Regions from separate parts of the Homo sapiens genome. Here region 1 is linked to region 2. A link is a loop called in an ENCODE intact Hi-C map of the cell type or tissue named here. Cell type or tissue: chondrocyte. All regions are shown on one strand. Each heading gives the region's core, and the rest is flanking DNA. Links, peaks and the distances in the headings are about the cores only.

What was found. Hi-C counts contacts between places; a loop is a spot of excess contacts. Peaks named below come from ENCODE experiments on the same cell type or tissue, not always from the same donor. Only the 100,000 strongest peaks of a DNase experiment are listed, where the experiment ranks them.
Region 1: a loop joins it to region 2, with 4 times the contacts of the local background. A loop is called at or near these places in 9 of 110 quality-filtered maps.

What each region holds. Positions count from the first base shown.
Region 1 is chr20:38,404,844-38,414,390 of GRCh38, reverse strand. It overlaps LOC124904901 (a long non-coding RNA gene), which reads left to right. Exons shown (of 2, transcript XR_007067582.1): 2 at 724-2,087. Among named protein-coding and RNA genes, the nearest start is that of SNORA71B, 16 kb to the left of the region's middle. In chondrocyte, for the core only: CTCF peaks have their summits at 5,406 and 5,621 (motif pointing right); a DNase peak (open chromatin) is centred at 6,906.
Region 2 is chr20:37,559,733-37,569,279 of GRCh38, reverse strand. No RefSeq gene overlaps it. Among named protein-coding and RNA genes, the nearest start is that of LINC01746, 6.6 kb to the left of the region's middle. RefSeq lists an enhancer at 759-1,259. In chondrocyte, for the core only: CTCF peaks have their summits at 4,403 and 4,646 (motif pointing left); no DNase peak of the experiment used is centred there.

The DNA of each region.
Region 1 (9,547 bases), core at 836-8,835, 850 kb before region 2:
AATCCTAGCACTTTGGGAGGCTGCAGTGGGTGGATTGCCTGACGAGATCAGTCTGGCCAACGTGGTGAAACTCTGTCTCTACTAAAAGTACAAAAAAATTGGCTGGGTGTGATGGTGTGTGCCTGTAATCTCAGCTACTCGGGAGGCTGAGGCCCGAGAATCACTTGAACCCAGGAGGCAGAAGTTGCAGTGAACCATGATCACATACCACTTCACTCCAGCCTCGGTGACAGAGTGAGATTCTGTCTCAAAAAAAAAAAAAAATTCAGTTCAACTCAAACTTAAGTATGCATCCAAATCACCTACAATGCTTGTTAAAGCACAGATTGCTGGGCCCCTCCCCTGAGTTTCTGATTCAGCAGATTTGGGATGGGGACCAAGCATCCTGACTTCTTCATTTTTTTTTTTTTTGTTTTTTTTTGAGACAGAGTCTCGCTCTGTCGCCCAGGCTGGAGTCCAGTGGCACGATCTCGGCTCACTGCAACCTCCGCTTTCCGGGTTCAAGCGATACTCCTGCCTCAGCCTCTGGAGTATCTGGGACTACAGGTGCCCACCACCACACCCTGCTAATTTTTGTACTTTTAGTAGATAACAGGATTTTGCCATGTTGGCCAGGCTGGTCTTGAACTCCTGACCTCAGCCTGCCTCGGCCTCCCAAAATGCTGGGATTACAGGTGTGAGCCACCGCACCCGGGCACATTCTCACTTCAAACAAATTTCCAGGTGATGCTGATGCTGCTGTTCAGAGGACCACATTTTGAGAACCACTGACCTCACCCCCAAACCAGCTTGGAGATGATGCACCCCATCCCAGTATAATATTTTACTCTTCATAATGGGTAGGCAGACCTGCTTTTTCTAAAATATCCTTGCAGCCAGCAGCCAGGTCCATCTGTTTGTTCATACAGTAGCAAGATGTCCAACAACTCCCTAAGGAACTTAATGAGCAACTTGGATCCAATTCTTCATTGTCTGTCAGAGGAAAGGCATCCATGCTTGGTAATGAGCCTTTGGATGCTCTACCCGGCTCTGTGGCCAGAACAAAGCGCCTTGTTATCTCCCTGACAAGGAGCCTACTTTATGGTGTTGGACAAAACACCTAGCACGTCATTCTCCCAAACAGCACAAACTCATACCCAATGAAACTGGGGGAGCAACGGGTGGTTCTTTCTACTCTCAGAAACCTGTTTATTTCCATCTTGGTGGTGTGGAGAGGGTGTTGTATGTTGCACATTGTGCAAAGGCCTGGGACATGATGGCCGCTGCTCCCACTCACCCATCTCATCAGCATGTTGTAGACATCTGCAGAGTCCTACACCGAACTGAGCATGCTGGGGGGTGGGGGGTGACAATGATGAAATGCATCCAGAACCTGTTTCAAGGCCAGGCCTGTGACACAGCTCCAGACTAGATGCATAGTGAAGGCTCAGGAAATGTCGGCCATGATTCTTTTGTTTTGTTTTCAGACGGAGTCTCACTCTGTCACCCAGGCTGGAGTGCACTGGCGTGATCTCAGCTCATTGCAACTTCTGCCTCCCGGGTTCAAGTGATTCTCATGCCTCAGCCTCCCCAGTAGCTGGGATTACAGGTACATGCCACCTCGCCCAGCTGATTTTTGTATTTCTTTTTTAGTAGAGACAGGGTTTTACCATGTTGGCCAGGCTGGTCATGAACTTCTGGCCTCAAGTGATCTGCCTGCCTCGGCCTCGCAGAGTGCTGGTATTACAGGAGTGAGACACGGTGCTCTGCCGATTCTTATGGGTATGATTAAGAAGAACATCCCAATCACAGCCTGGAATAGAACACTTTCGTGATACAATTCACAACCTCCTTCTGGGAGGACATGAGCATTCCTGATAAATGCTGAAGCAATTTTCTGATAAACTTTAACAAGATTAAAACCTCTTTGGGGAAATTAGCTACCCAAACCATTTGGATGATTATCATACATTCTTTGTCTTGTATTCAGTTTAATAATGATTATCCAACCATTCTCTTTTCCTTTGAAATATCCATAACAAAAGGGAACTACTGACTTGGCTTTGTGACAAGCTTAAAATAAAACTTCAACACATGCTTATAATTAATTTTTGTGAAAAAATGTAAAACAGTCATTATAGAGATAGGACATAAAAATAGTAGCTAACACTTATTAAGTACTTGTTGCTTGTCACATGTTATATTAAATGCCCAAAAACTCTTTATAATGAATTGGGTTATAATACCTCTGTTTGACTTAAAAGATGCTGATACAGTTTGAATATTTGTCCCCTCCATATCTCATGGTGAAATGTGATCCCTAATGTTGGACATGGAGCCTGCTGGGAGGTGTCTGGGTCATTGGGATAGATCCCTCTTAAGTGACTTGGTGCCCTCCCCATGGTAATGAGTGAGTTCTTGCTGTTAGTTCACGAGAGAGCCCGTTGTTTAAAGGAGCCTGCACCTCCTCCTCTCTCTCTTTGCTCCCTCTCTTGCTATATGATGCGCCTGCTCTTCCTTTGCCTTCTGCCATGATCGGAAGCTTCTGAGGCCTCACCAGAAGCTGAGCAGATGCTGGTGCCATGCTTGTACAGTCTGAAGAACTGTGAGCCAAATAAACCTCTTTTTTAAAATTTAATTTAATTTTTTTTTTTGAGACGGAGTCTTGCTCTGTCGCCCAGGCTGGAGTGCAGTGGTGCAATCTTGGCTCATTGCAAGCTCCGCCTCCCGGGTTCACACCATTCTCCTGCCTCAGCCTGCCGAGTAGCTGGGACTACAGGCGTCCACCACCACGCCCGGCTAATTTTTTGTATTTTTAGTAGAGATGGGATTTCGCCATGTTAGCCAGGATGGTCTCGGTCTCCTGACCTCATGATCCGCCCACCTCAGCTTCCCAAAGTGCTGGGATTACAGGCGTGAGCCACTGCACCCGGCAATAAACCTCTTTTCTTTACAGATTGCCCAGTCACAGGTATTCCTTTATAGGAATGCAGAACAGACTAACACAAATGCTAAGAAAGGCCGAGTGACTTGCCCAAGATCAGACAGCCAGTGATGGGTAGAGCCAGGTTTTGGTTCCAGGCCTGGCTGAGTCCCCAGCTGGAGCTAGCTACAGCTACACTCTTCTGCTTTGCCAGGGGAATTGCAGCAGGAGGTGAAGAGTGGGATAGTCTGCTGGGCACGGTGGCTCATGCTTGTAATCCCAGCACTTTGGGTGGCCGAGGCAGACGGATCATCTGAAGTCAGGAGTTCGAGTCCAGCCTGGCCAACATATCGAAACCCGTCTACTAAAAATACAAAAATTAGCCAGGCGTGGTGGCACGTGCCTGTAATTCCAGCTACTCAGGAGGCTGAGGCAGGAGAATCACTTGAACCTGGGAGGCGGAGGTTGTGGTGAGCTGAAACTGCACTACTGCACTCCAGCCTGGGTAATACAGTAAGACTCTGTCAAAAAAAAAAAAAAGAGTGGGATAGTCCCTGAGAAAGGGATAGGTATAGGGCTGTGGAACCACAGAGCACGGAGAGTGTTCTCCCAGGTAGAGGGCTTGGGAAGCGGACATGGAGGAAGAGATAGTCTATTCCAGAAGAGGAAGTAGGAGAGGGACTGGTGGAGACAGTGAGCAGCACATGCCAGGAGCAGCAGGAGGGTGGGCAGAGGCATAGCAAAGGCCCAGGCACATTTGAAGGTGATTGTAGAGTTCGATCTGCAGCCATGGGAGTGGCCCCCAGTCCTCTGAACAGCGCGACCCCTGTCATCCAGTGTTGTGGATCCTATGTGCTGCTACTTGGACTTTTTAAATTACTCTGGATTCAGAGAGCACAGCCACACAGTTTCATCACTTACTGGCTGTGTGACCCTGGGCAAGTCACTTCACCTCTCTGAGCTGAAGGTTTCCTCATCTGAAAACTGGGGGTAATGATAGCATCTCCTTCTTAGGATTGCTGTGAGGATTCAATGAGATAAACCTCAAATTAGCACATGCCTGGCACCTCCAAGGGCTCCATAGAAAGGTGGGGTATTACTGTCTTACCGTGTAATTGAATGGTGGCATTATAACGCTATTTTTCAGGAGGCTTGTGAAAAAAATAACTTCTCATTAAAAAAATAATTTTAGACTTTAAAAAAGTTGCAAAAGTAGCACAAAGAATTCCTGAATACCTTTCACCAAGATTACAAATATACACATAAAGAAAAAAACAGGGCCGGGCGCAGTGGCTCACGCATGTAATTCCAACACTTTGGGAGGCCAAAGCGGGTGGATCACGAGGTCAGGAGATCAAGACCATCCTGCCTAACACGGTGAAACCCCGCCTCTACTAAAAATACAAAGAAAAAAAAAAAAGTTAGCCAGGCATGGTGGCACGCGCCTGTAGTCCCAGCTACTTGGGAGGCTGAGGCAGGAGAATTGCTTGAACCTGGGAGGCGGAGGTTGCAGTGAGCCGAGATCATGCCACTGCACTCCAGCCTGGGCAACAGAGTGAGACTCTGTCTCAAAAAAAAAAAAACAAAAAACAAAACAAAACAAAAATATATATTGACATATATGTACACACATAGAAACATATAAACATGTATATACGTATTTCCCCCTGAAGTGTTTGTGAGTCAAATGCAGACTTGTTGGCCCTTTACCCCTTAATACTTCAGTGTGCATTCTTTAAAAGCAAGGACATTCTCCTATATACCATTATACTATAATTGTACAAATATAGCACAATTGGTACAAATTAATACAAATATGCAAATATAGTAAAATTATCAAAATCATGAAATTAACATTGGTACAATACTATTATCTAATGATCAGACCATATTCAGATTTTGTCAATTTTCCCACAATGTCCTATATAACAAAACAAAATCTCTGATCACCTCCTGCATTCATTTGCCCTGTCTCTGAGTCTCCTTGAGTCGGTAACATTTCCCCAGACTTTCTTTGTATTTCGTGACCTCGACATTTTTTAAGAGTGAAGGCTAGTCACGTCGTAGAAAGTTCCTCTTTGGGTTTGACTGATGTTTCCTCATGGTTAGATTTGGGTTAGGCGTTTTGGGCAGGAGCACCACGGTGACCTACACACTGCATCACAGTCTTGTGCACATTTTTGTTGACAACTTTATTTATTTATTTTATTTACGTTTTTTTGAGATGGAGTCTCACTCTGTCGCCCAGGCTGGAGTACAGTGGCACGATCTCAGCTCACTGCAACCTCCGCCTCCTGGGTTCAAGCGATTCTCCTGCCACAGCCTCCCGAGTAGCTGGGATTACAGGCATGTGCCACCACGCCCGGCTAATTTTTGTGTTTTTAGTAGAGACGGGGTTTCACCATGTTGGCCAGGCTGATCTTGAACTCCTGACCACCTTGGCCTCCCAAATGCTAGGATTTACAGGCATGAGCCACTGCGCCTGGCCTGTTGACAACTTTAAATGGGGTTTCCAGATGGGGGGAAGGTAAGGAATTACTGAACGACTTACATGAGAACATACACCCTGAGGGACTTGATAAACATGTGAATCCTCCAAACCTGCTGAGTCGTACCTCTGAGAGTGTGCCTAAGAACTTGCAGGGTTCACCAGCATACTAGGTGACCAGTTGTCTACAGTGTTCCTTCCAGCTGTGACATTCCCAGGCGTGGCCAAAAGATGGCGCTGCAGACTGCACTTTCAACGGAGTTTCCTTTCTGGAGAAACAGCTGGGCTTTGGTGAATTCAAGCTCACATCTACCAGGAACACTTGGTACCTCCTGTTTGCTCCTTGGAACCGGGCCTTTCCCACCGCTATCCTCCTATCACTTCATAGTGACTTTTCTGGATGCCCCAGGACCTCACAGGAGTTAGAATTCACTTTGGGGTTCCTAAGCCAGAGATGATTCACTCTGCAAGGTGAAGAGAAAACCCCTCCCAGTTTTCTGAAGAGCAAACCAAGAACTGTTAAAATAGTAATAGGCCAGTCACAGTGGCTCATGCCTGTAATCGCAGCACTTTAGGAGCTGAAGCAGGAGGATCACTTGAGCCCAGGAGTTCCAGACCAGCCTGGGCAACATAGGAAGACCCCATTTCTTTTTTTTTTTTTTTAGTATTTATTGATCATTCTTGGGTGTTTCTCGGAGAGGGGGATTTGGCAGGGTCATAGGACAATAGTGGAGGGAAGGTCAGCAGATAAACAAGTGAACAAGGGTCTCTGGTTTTCCTAGGCAGAGGACCCTGCGGCCTTCCGCAGTGTTTGTGTCCCTGGGAACTTGCGATTAGGGAGTGGTGATGACTCTTAAGGAGCATGCTGCCTTCAAGCATCTGTTTAACAAAGCACATCTTGCACTGCCCTTAATCCATTTAACCCTGAGTTGACACAGCACATGTTTCAGAGAGCACAGGGTTGTGGGTAAGGTTATACATTAACAACATCCCAAGGCAGAAGAATTTTTCTTAGTACAGAACAAAATGGAGTCTCCTACGTCTACTTCCCTCTACACAGACACAGCAACGATCTGATTTCTCTATTTTTTCCCCACGTTTTCCCCTTTTCTATTCGACAAAACTGCCATTGTTATCATGGCCCGTTCTCAATGAGCTGTTGGGTACACCTCCCAGACGGGGTGGCTGCCGGGCAGTGGGGCTCCTCACTTCCCAGACGGGGCAGCCAGGCAGAGGCGCCCCCTACCATCCAGACGGGGCGGCGGCCGGACGGGGGCTGCCCCCCACCTCCCCGATGGGGCGGCTGGCGGGGGGGGGCTGCCCCCCACCTCCCTCCAGGATGGGGCGGCTGGCCGGGGGGGCGGGGCTGCCCCCCACCTCCCGGACAGGGCGGCTGCTGGGCGGAGACGCTCCTCAATTCCCAGACGGGGCGGCTGCCGGGCGGAGGGACTCCTCACTTCACAGACAGGGCGGCTGCTGGGTGGAGGGGCTCTTCACTTCTCAGACGGGGCGGCGGGGCAGAGACGCTCCTCACCTCCCAGACGGGGCAGCTGCCGGGCAGAGGCGCTTCCCACATCTCAGACGATGGGTGGCCGGGCAGAGACGCTCCTCACTTCCTAGACGGTATGGCGGCCAGGAAGAGGCGCTCCTCACTTCCCAGACTGGGCGGCAGGGCAGAGGGGCTCCTCACATCCCAGACAATGGGCGGCCAGGCAGAGACGCTCCTCAATTCCCAGACAGGGTGGCGGCCGGGCAGAGGCTGCAATCTCGGCACTTTGGGAGGCCAAGGCAGGCGGCTGGGAGGTGGAGGTTGTAGCGAGCCGAGATCACGCCACTGCACTCCAGCCTGGGCAACATTGAGCACTGAGTGAGCGAGACTCCGTCTGCAATCCCGACACCTCGGGAGGCCGAGGCTGGCAGATCACTCGCGGTTAGGAGCTGGAGACCAGCCCGGCCAACACAGCGAAACCCCGAGCAAGACCCCATTTCTACAAAAAATAAAATTAGCTGGGCATGGTATGTGCCTGTAGTCCCAGCTACGTGGGAGACTAAGGTGGGAGGATGGCTTGAGCCCAGCAGGCAGAGGTTGCAGTGAGCCAAGACTGTGCCACTGCATTCCAGCCTGGGTGACAGAGAGAGCCCCTGTCTCAAAAATAAAATACAAAAATAAAGAGCAGCCACCATTCTTAGGGTTAAGATAAAATTCCCCCCAACTCCCTTCCCCCATTCTCGCAAGGCTGAGATCCAGACTTTGTTGCAGAGGGCACAGCTGTGGTTCCCTGGATGGCAGAGAAGCCACTGCAGTGTTTGTTGGTAGAATCTGCTAGAAATCTGTCCTCTGGAACTTGCCAGGAAACTGTCCTCTACGGAGTGAGAGAAAGCCATTCACAGAGTGGTGTCTCACTAGAGGCACTCTGCTACAAAATCGCCAAAGGTGGGGACACTGCGGGAAGCTGCTGGCCTTGTGGTGCTGCTGGCTGCCGTGCACTGCAGGAACTGGGTCCTGGAGTAGCTGCCTGCATGGTAGGAGGCTGCTGAGCGACCACATCTGAATCAGGAAGAGGTGGGCTCCTGGAAAAACTCTTTAAAAGGGATTAGACTTGTCTAACTTGTCCATTTTGCTCTTTGATCTTCTCTTTCTTTCCTCCTGGAACGTGGTCATGATGACTGGAGCACAGCATCCCCCTTGGGAGGATGAGGAAGAAGGTCACATTCTCAGGATGGTGGAGAAAAAAGCTAGAAGGAGACTGGGTACCTGATGTCCGTGGTGCTGCCCTGTTAGCTCTGGACTGCCTTTCTTCAAATTCCTTATTAAGAAAAACAACCTCTGTCTTGACTGATATGCTTTTATTTGTTTTTTTGTTTGTTTGTTTTTTGGTTCCCTGCAGTTGAATTTAATTCCCAACTGATATAATTATGTTTAGTGCAAAGGCTCAACTGGGTATGATTGTCATGAGATCACTTCAGCCAATAAACAGAAATTATGATAATTTTTTTTTTTAATTTTTTTGCTGTGGTCTCTGTTGCCTAGGCTGGAGTGCAGTGGCGCAATCATAGCTCACTGCAGCCTCAAACTCCTGGGCTCAAACCATCCTCCCACCTCAGCCACACAAAGCACTGGGATTACAGATGTGAGCCACCACGCCCAGCCAGAAATCACTTTTCATAATTTACACACATTGACTTTCTTAGATGACAGGTAAGTAATGATTATAAAAGCAGCATTTCTGAGCACTTTTTACCCAATATATTTTTTAAAAGTTTAGTATCTAACACATATACAAAAATGCACAAATCATATGTTGTACAGCTCAAAGAATTTTCACAAGGTGGACACAAACATGTAACCACCCAGATCAAGAAATAACATTACTTGCACCCTGGAAGCACCCCCTCAATCTCCCATTCAGTCAGCACTCCTACAAAGGAAACTGCTAACTGACTTTTAATGACACAGATTAGTTTTGCCTATTTTTGAATGTTACATAAATGGCATCGTATAGCATGTGGTCTTTTGTGTCTGGCCTCTGTCAACATTATGTTTGTGAATTCCTTCATGTTATTGTCCTGGGAAGACACAGGCCAAGCTCAAATCCAGAGGAGCAGCTGGAGGGAAATGGTGCATGTGAAATGAACAGGCATTACTTTTCACTGGTGCATGCTGGGAGGAGGTGATCCATGGCCAGGTTGTGTAGCTGCCAGCCCATCACATTCATCAGGAAGCTCATCTGCAACTCCGATACACAGAGTCAAGGCTCTGGGGTCAGAAGGACAGCTGAGATTCTCTAGACAATAAGTATCATTTGGACTCACAAACCTCTTGAATCATTGTAATGATCCTCTGGCACTTTGCAGAAAATAAGTTCTACCCTCTGTACATAAAAAGGTGTGTTCGGCCAGGCATGGTGGCTCATGCTGGTAATCCCAGCACTTTGGGAGGCCGAGGCGGGCAGATCACTGGAGGTCAAGAGTTCGAGACCAGCCTGGCCAACGTGGCAAAACCCATTCTCTACTAAAAATACGAAAATTAGCTGGTTGTGGTGGCGTGTGCCTGTAATCCCAGCTACTCGGGAGGCTGAGGCAGGAGAATCGCCTGAACCCGGGAGGCAGAGGTTGCAGTGAGCTGAGATCGCACCACTGCACTCCAGCCTGAGTGA
Region 2 (9,547 bases), core at 1,064-9,063:
ATTTAAACCCTGGAATCACTCCACACCACTATGAGAGGCACCTGGAAGGCAAAGCCACACGTCTGCCACTTTACACTCTGGCAGAATATACAGAAACCCCAAACTGCTCTCTTCCTCTCCTCAGTCATAGTTGAAGTTCTGTGTAGCCTTCAATCATAACAAATTAAAATTATCTGCCCACCAACAGTAGACTGGATAAAGAAAACGTGGTACATATACACCATGGAATACTATGCAGCCGTAAAAAAAGAATGAGATCATGTCCTTTGCAGGAACATGGATGGAGCTAGAGGTCATTATCCTTAGCAAACTAACATAGGAACAGAAAACCAAATACCCCATGTTCTCAATTATAAGCGGGAGATAAATGATGAGAACACATGGACACATCAAGGGGAGTAAAAGACACTGGTGCTTACCAGAGGGTGGAGGTTGGGAGGAGGGAGAGGATCGGGAGAAATAACTAGTGGGCACGGGTTTAATACCCGGGTGATGAAATAATCAGTACAACAAATCCCTGTGACACAAGTTTACCTTTAGAACAAACCACGTAACAAGCAACCCTGAACTTAAAAGTTTTAAAAAATTAAAATTATAAGAAATTTGGAATCAGAAGGGATCTCACAGTCAAACCCTGTCAAATGCTTAAGTATCCCTTACAGCATCCCCAAAAAGAGTTCATTCAGCCTCTGTTTGAATTCCTTCAGTGGCAGGGAGCTCACCACCTTGCAAGATAACCCATGCCACTTCTGGTCACCTTTAATTACAGTGTTGGAACAAGGTGTACCTTCCCATCTCTGATCATTAACAAACACTTACAAAGTGCCTCTCCTGCAGGAACCAGGATGCAGAGGAAATCAGGCCCTACCCAGAGACCTAAAATACCAGCATTGAGATGGAAATCATGGTCTGAACACTCAGAGGGGGGCCAGTCACTCCAGCGAGACTGTGACTCCCTTGACCTCACCCCAATTTTGCATGTAATTTGTGAGGATTCATAGAGTCCTCAAGTCCCACGATCAAGTTTAAATCTCTTACAGTATAGACGAGGTTATTGCAGCTTGAGCTGGGGGGTGATTTCCCCAAGGTCAAGTTCACACAGCGCCTAATCAGCAGTCAGGATCCAAACCCTTATCTTCTGCCTCAAACCCAGCAGACGCCCCCCAACCCCACTCCCACATCAGATCCCTTTTCCCAGCCGAGCCTAGACAAGCCCAGAATCTGAGATCAGAAGCAGAGCCTCCCCCTCCAACCTCCCAGCCTCTGCCACATCCCCAGGGTTGGGGGGTTAGATCTGCATGGCACCCCCCCCCCACCAGCCATTCTGAGCCACAGGAGACCCTGGCAAGAACCCAGACCACTGAAGGGGGCAGACAGCTGGGCCGGGTGATGGGTGGTTTTAATATTTAAACACAGTTTGTTGCTGCACAGCCAAAGGCAACAGCAGCTGCCTCCTTTTTCTTCTCCTTCGTCTCCTTCCTTCCTTCCCTTTTTTTAAATCTTTAATGTCTCCCGCCAGCCGCCAGTGGGGGAGGCGTTGTTCGAGTGTCATATTTCAAAGGGTTGCCATAGCTGGAGGGATATTCAGAGCATTTCGAGCCAATCCATTGTGTATAAATATATAGATATATATATATAGGTTTCATTATCCCCTTCAGGGCTGCCAGAGAATATATTCTTTTAATATGTATAATATATTTGAGCTGCTACATGGCTCGTAGGAGGAAGGGGAGGTGGGGGTGGCTCACAATTGACATTTCAGAGGCATTTCCAGGGACAGAGAAACAGCTGACTTTGGGGAAGGGGAGGGCTCCGTTCAGCAAAGGTTGGCCTCTGGGGGCCCTGTCGTCAAGTGGATGTGGCGTCCAAAACATAATCCCTACGTCGTGCCTGGACCTAGCACTGATATTTATTTGGTCCTTTGAGAGGTTTCGTCTGATCCTTTTGGGTAGCCATAGTTTTCTGTTGTTAAGTGGTGTTCAGTTATAACAAAGGACTTGGGGGCAATGTTTTCTGTATCTGTGGCAGCCACAGAAGTTCCAGGCCATGTGCAAGCTGTGTGACCTTGGGCAAACTGCTTAAACTCTCTGAACCTTAGCGCCTTCACCTGTAAAAGGAGACAGCAGGTCTGCCTTGCTGGATGAAAGTGCATCATGCATTGAACATGCCCACGGGAGGAAAGAGAAGGCCAAGTGGGTGTTCACACTGGGGATATGACCCAGTAATGGGGAGCAAGGGAGGCCTCCCCTGAAGAAGTGATGCTTGTGGGGAGACCTACAGGATGACCCCCAGGTGAAGAGGGCCAGTGAGAGAATGTTCCATGAACCTCCCAAGCCTGTCAAGGCAAGGGACACATTTTGGCCATTTGAGCCCCTCTCGTGGGATGGATTCAGAATGAACTGGACTGCCAGCAGCTGCCTGACTTATCTTAGCATCATTCTAGGGACCCAAAGGGCCCTCAGAGTCCCAGCCCTCCCCACCTCCACCTTGGCAAGTGCTCGGTGCAAGGACTTCAGCCTCTGGGTCCTGTTTTGCTTGCCAGTTTCTCTTGGTGCTTCCCCCAGCCACTTCCCAGGAGGCAAATTAATATCTTCCTTGGTAGCTGTGATCATTTAGAAATGAGGTCAAAATTAAAAGGTAGCTTGTTTTTCCCTGGCATTTCTCGACATCTCTGACTCTCCAGCAGCCTCTGCTCATGTGTGTCTCTTGGCGCTCCCTCCAAACTCTCCCACCACTGCCTCTTCCCTCACCTGGGTCTGGCCACCTAGAAGAGGAAGACGGGAGTCACCACAGTCCTAGTGGGAAAACAACTGCTGGGCTCTGGGGCAGGGACTCCCACATAGGGGCCACCTGAGAGCTTCTGTGTCAAAAGATCTGGGACCTGAGAATCATATTGACCGAAGCTCCCAGGCAATACTGAAGCTGGACCAAGTTTGGAAGCCTTAATCCTTGAGTTCAGAACCACAACCTACCTGCAAAGACAGGGAATACGTAGGGAGGGCTGGATTCCGTCCTGGGATCCCTTACAGCCCATCCCGCGTTTCACACACCTGTCCCCACCTTGGAAAAAGGCACTTCCAACTACCCAAGGCTTCAAGGCAATTTGATTTGATTTGATAAATAAATTAAATAAACCCTATTTTTTTTATTTATTTATTTTTATTTTTTTGAGACACAGTTTCACTCTGTTGCCCAGGCTGGAGTACAGTGGCATGATCCTGGCTCACTGCAACCTCTGCCTCATGGGTTTAAGCGATTCTCCTGCCTCAGCCTCTCGAGTAGCTGAGAATACAGATCCATGCCACGATGCCTGGCTGATTTTTGTATTTTTAGTAGAGGCAGGGTTTCACCATGTTGGCCAGGCTGGTCTCGAATTCCTGACCTCAGTTGATCCACCCACCTCCACCTCCCAAAGTGCTGGGATTACAGGCATGAGCCACCACGCCCCGCCAATCCTATTTTAAAATACATCCAGAATCCACCACCTCCACAGCCACCACCTTGGTCTGAGCCACCAGCAGCTGTCCCCTGATTCATGGCAACGGCGTCCTCTCTGGCCTTCTGACTGCCCTTCACGCCCTGCCCAGGCCCACTCTCCACCCAGCAGCGTGAGGATCTTATAAAAGGATGAGTCTGATTGTTTTCCTTGCCCTAGCTCACCCTTTCCACTGACCTCGCCTCTGCATGGCTGACTCCAACTCATCTTTCAGCTCCTGGTTTAAATGCTGCCTCATTGGAGGGAACTCCCCTGACAGCTGCAGCTAAGAGCAGCCTCCCCCTCCTCAGTCGTCCTTTCTGTCTGCCCTTTCTTGGTTTCCTTCACAGGACTTTGTAATTGTTTGTTGGTTTGTTGTTTACTTGCTTGGCACGCTGCCTCCTCTCTCTGGACGGTGGGGTCTCTAGGGGCAGAGCCTCACTTTTCTGTTTACTGCTCTCTCCCCGGCACCCAGCACAAGGCCACGGACAATGGGTGTCTGTATACAGTTCTAGAAGAACAGGAGGGCAATAACTGATTGGTCCAATTCATCGTTTTGAGTCGGGCTGCTTAGGTAAGGATGCTGTAGGCGCGATCACCATCCCATGGTCCAGTAGGCAGGTCTAGGAATGAGCAGGGTCTGGAGGTGGTCATGTCTGGAGAATGCAAGGATGGGATGCCCAGGACGCTGGCCCAGGCTCCCCTTAAGCTTCTGACCTGCGCTAGGATGAAGCCGAAAGCAAGGGAGAAAACTGAACATGCCTGTTCCCTACACACCCATTTTACAGATGAATAAATGGGTCCTCAACCTAGCCCTCACAGTGAGCAACTTCCAGAGGGCCAAGTCCCCCCAGCCCTACCCTCCAGACCTCATCCCTGAGCTGGCGGACCTCCCCACAGCTGGCGAGGGTCTCTGAGGGGACTGAGAGGTCATTGAGTCCAATCCCCCACCTCTGAGCCAGCCTGTGCAGCCCAGGTAGAGAACAGCGCTCCCACTGCATTTCCTAAGTCTAGGGACAAGCTTGGTGCTGTGGAATTTGGGACTAGAATTTAGGAGGTCTGAGTAGCCTCCCTTCTCCTCCCTGGGTCTCAGTTTCCCCTTCCTGGGGGCTCTGGGCGTCAGGCGGCCCGAGCGTGGTCTCTGGGGCCGCAGCCGCTCTCCACGGAGCGCTGGCGCCCCCTGCGGGAGCGGAACGGAAAGAGCAGGCCGGGCTCTCGTCGCCGCCGCGATTTTCCCACCGTCTCCTCCCAGGCGCCGGGAGGCGGCGGGAGCTGTCTGAAGGCGGAGGGCGGCCTCTTGGGGTCTGCAGCGCCACCAGGCCTGGAACCACAGACGAGACAGATTCACAGACACACAGAGACACAAACACCCACCGACCTCAAAGACTCCAGACCCCTAAACCATGCACACAGGTGCACCCACCCCTTCCCCAGGCAACCCCGGCCCCTTCCCGCGGTCCCAGGAGCCCCGAAGAGCAAAGGACAGCTGTTGGCAGAAGGCGTGGACAGAACTCGGACACGCGGGCCGGGTTTCCTCACGCGAGTGCGTCCTGGAGGCCGCTCAGAGGGTGGGAAGGAGAAGGGGAGGGGCTGGGCCTGCATAAGTCCCCCATACAAGAGACAGCCTGGGTCCCCATGTAACCACCCCGTGGGTTCACCTTGCCCGCTGCCCGGAGACAGCCAGATTTCTCAGAGCTGGCTGGACACGGGAGTTTTATTTGTACTCAAATCGGCCTCCCTGAAGATTCTGAGGCTGGAGTTTTTCAAGGATAGTTTGGCGGGCCAGGAAATGGGTGCTGCTGACTGGCTGGGGATGCAATCCCAGGGGTGTGGAAAATTGTCCTGGGGTGCTGAGTCCGCTTCTGGGTGGGGCCACAGGACTGGGGTGCCACCCGCACCCCCATGCCCCAGCCATTGGTAGTAAGAAATGCCAAAAAACCTGAAAACTTGTCTCAAAAAGTCAATCTTGGACTCTCCAAGAGTGATGTTATTTGCAGGAGTAACCGGAGAAGTTGCGAATCTTGTGGCCTCTGGAATAATGACTGATAATCGGTTACAGCTCCACCTTAGCAGAATGTAGGCACTTCTCATCTTCCTAACCTAGTGCTCTTTCATTATCTTTACAAAGGCGGTTTAGTTTGGGAGATGGGCTATTATCGTTTAAACTATAAACTAAATGTCTCCCAAAGTTAGCTTGGCCCAAGCCCAGGAATGCCTAAGGGCAGTTTAGAGGTGAAAGGCAAGATAGGGGTTGGTTAGATGGGTCTCTTTCACTGTCCTAATTTTCTTACTGTTATAATTTCTGCAAAGGCAGTTTCATCAAGGGAGAAGAGTGGGGCCAGGGACACAGCTGCCCCATCTCAGCATCACAGGAAGCCCTAAGAGAAATTCCAGGTGTGGGATAGAGACCCCTGGCATGACCATGGTGACCCCTCTCCTTTGTCAACCTCAACAGGGTTCACAAAAGTGTCCAGGCCCCCTCCCCCAACTCCCTTCCCCTCCCAGCCCCCACACCTGCCAGGAACCCCAGCAGTAGCCTGTGGATGGGGAGGAGGCAGAACAACAAATTCCTGGGTGTAGCCCTTAAGTTTGGAAATCAGGCTGGCTGGCTTTTTACTCATTCAGGTGGACTTGCAGCACTGGCTACATGCCATGTGTGTGCTGGGCACTGTGCACATTCTGTAATGAGCAGTCTCTGTCCTCCTGGAGCTTACCTGTATAATACCTCATATTATATAGGTAATATAATGCCAGTTGGTAATCCAGCAATTCCACTGTTAGGTATACCCAAGAGACATGAAAACATACAGATATGTCCCTATATGAGAGGTGTGTAAACCAGAGCAACTCTATCTTGAATGGGGCCAGGTAAAATCAGGCTGAGACCTACTGGTCTGCATTCCCAGACGGTTAAGGCATTCTAAGTCATAGGATCAGATAGAAGGTCAGCACAAGATTCAGGTCATAAAGACCTTGCTGATAATAGAGGTTGCAGTAAAGAAGCTCTTGCCAAAAGCAAGATGGTGACAAGAGTGACCTCTGGTCATCCTCACTGCTACACTCCCACCAGCGCCATGACAGTTTACAAATGCCTTGGCAACGTCAGGAAGTTACCCTATGTGGTCTAAAAAAGGGAGGCATAAATAATCCACCCCTTGTTTAGCATATCAAGAAATAACCATAAAACTGGGCAACCCGCAGCCCTCAGGGCTGTTCTGTCTATGGAGTGGTCATCCTTTTATTCCCTTACTTTCCTAATAAACTTGCTTTCACTTTACTCTGTGGACTTGCCCTGAATCCTTCCTTGTGTACGATCCAAGAACCCTCTCTTGGGGTCTGGATCGGGACCCCTTTCCTGTAACACCTATGTTTGCACAAAGACTTGCATGCGAGTGTTCATAGCTGCTTTCTTTCTTTCTTTCTTTTTTTTAGACAGAGTCTCGCTCTGTCACCCAGACTGGAGTGCAGTGGCGTGATCTCCGCTCACTGAAACCTCCGCCTCCCGGATTCAAGCAATTCTCCTGCTTCAGCCTCCCAAGTAGCTGGGATTACAGGTGCATGCCACCTTGCCCAGCTAATTTTTTGTATTTTTAGTAGAGATGGGGTTTCACCATGCTGGCCAGGCTGGTCTTGAACTCCTGACTTCATGATCCGCCCACCTAGGCCTCCCAAAGTGCTAGGATTACAGGCATGAGCCACCGTGCCTGGCGTGCTGCTTTATTTCTAATAGTTGAAAACTGGAAACAGCCCAGCTGTCCATCATCAACAGGAGAGTGGATAAGCAACCCGGTGCATTTGTACGATGGGATACAGCTCGGCAATAAAACAGAATGAACCCTTGGTACACGCAACAACATAGGTGAATCTCAAAAACATCATGCTGAGCAAAAGAAATCAGACACAAAAGAGGACATGCCAGATTATTCCATGGGTGTGAAATTCTAGAAAAGTAAAGCTAAGCTATAGTGATCCAACGCAGATCAGTGAGTGCCTGTGTTACAGGAAAGGGGTCCCGATCCAAACCCCAAGAGAGGGTTCTTGGATCTTGCACAATAAAGAATTCAGGGCGAGTCCACAGTGCAAAGCAAAAACAAGTTTATTAAGAAAGTAAAGGGATGAGACCATCCTGGCCAACGTGGTGAAACCCCGTCTCTACCAAAAATAAAAAAATTAGCAGGGCATGGTGGTGCATGCCTGTAATCCTAGCTACTCGGGAGGCTGAGGCAGGAGAATCGCTTGAACCCGGGAGGCAGAGATTGCAGTGAGCCGAAATCGTGCCGCTGCACTCCAGCCTGGGTGACAGAGAGAGACTCCATCTCAAAAACAAAACAAAACAAAAAAGTCAGTGGAAGAATGCATCCACCCTAGGTACAATGGTCGTATATATGGGGAGATGTGCTCTGCTACAAGGGTTTGTGATAAAGAATTAATTTTCTTAATTACTATATTGCTCAAGAATCAATATTATCTTTAGAGCAAAATTAGAAATGCCTTTGTTCGGCCGGGCGCAGTGGCTCACGCCTGTAAACCCAGCACTTTGGGAGGCTGAGGCGGGCAGATCACGAGGTCAGGAGATCGAGACCATCCTGGCTAACATGGTAAAACCCCGTCTCTACTAAAAATACAAAAAAATTAGCCAGGTGTGGTGGTGGGCGCCTATAATCCCAGCTACTCGGAGGCTGAAGCAGGAGAATCACTCGAACCCAGGAGGTGGAGGTTGCAGTGAGCCGAGATCGCGCCACTGCACTCCAGCCTGAGTGACAGAGCAAGACTCCATCTCAAAAAAAAAAAAAAAAAAAGAAAGAAAAAGAAATGCCTTTTTTGTCCAGATATTGGGATATCTGGACACTCCCAATCTGGGTCTGTTTAGTGAACATTATTAATTTGTTCCCTTAATCATAAACCTCTAGAGGCTAGGAATGCCTGACTTTCTGGGAATGCAGCCCAGCAAGTCTCAGCCTCATTTTCCCAGCCCTCACTCAAAATGGAGTCGCTCCGGTTCAAACACCTCTGACAGCTGGGGCAGGGAGGGAATCTTCTAACTGAACCTTTTGGGGTGATGGAAATGTTGATTGGATGGTGGTTACCAGGAAACACGTATTTGTCAAAACTCCAAACTGTACACTTCAAGTGAATGTATTTTATTGTGGGCGAATTATTCCTCAATAAAGTTGATTTTTAAAAAGATATAATGCCAGGAGCTATAATGACAATAGGATGAAAGAGAAAGGGATATATTTAAGATAATGTGGTCAGAGAGGCCTCTCTGAGGAGATGCTATTTGAGCCTGAATGAAGTGAGGGATCTGGACTTAGTTAGGGCTATCTTAGGGGGAAACATTCCAGGTGGCAGAATCAGCAGTTGCAAAGGCCCTGAGGCAAGAAAACCTCTTCCTCCATGCCCCAAATAACTGAAACAAAGGTTATGCTGGTGTCTCCGGAAAGGGGTCCCAATCCAGACCCTAAGAAAGGGCTCTTGGATCTCGAGGCGAATTCATAAAGTGAAAGCAAGTTTCTTAAGAAAGTAAAGGAATAGGGGAGGCATGGTGGCTCACGCCTGTAATCCCAGCACTTTGGGAGGCCAAGGAGGGTGGATCACTTGAGGTCAGAAGTTTGAAACCAGCCTGGGCAACATAGTGAAACCCCGTCTCTACCAAAAATACAAAAAATTAGCCTGGCGTGGTGGAGCACATCTGTGGTCCCAGCTGCTCTGGAGGCTGAGGCAGGACGATCACCTGAACCTGGGAGGTGGAGGTTGCAGTGAACTGAGATTGCACCACTGCACTCCAGCCTGGGCGACAGAGCGAGACCCAAAAAAACAAAGTAAAGGAATAAAAGAATGGTTACTCCAAAGGCAGAACAGCCCTGAGAGCTACCGGGTGGTTACTTTTTGGTTATTTCTTCATCATATACTAAACATGGATTATTCATGAGTTTTCCAGGAAAGGGGTGGGCAGTTCCTGGAACTCACAGTTCCTCCCCCTTTTAGATCATATAGGGTAACTCCTGGACATTGCCATAGCAATGGTAAACTGTCATGGCGCTGGTGGGCATGTTGTCTAGCATGCTAATA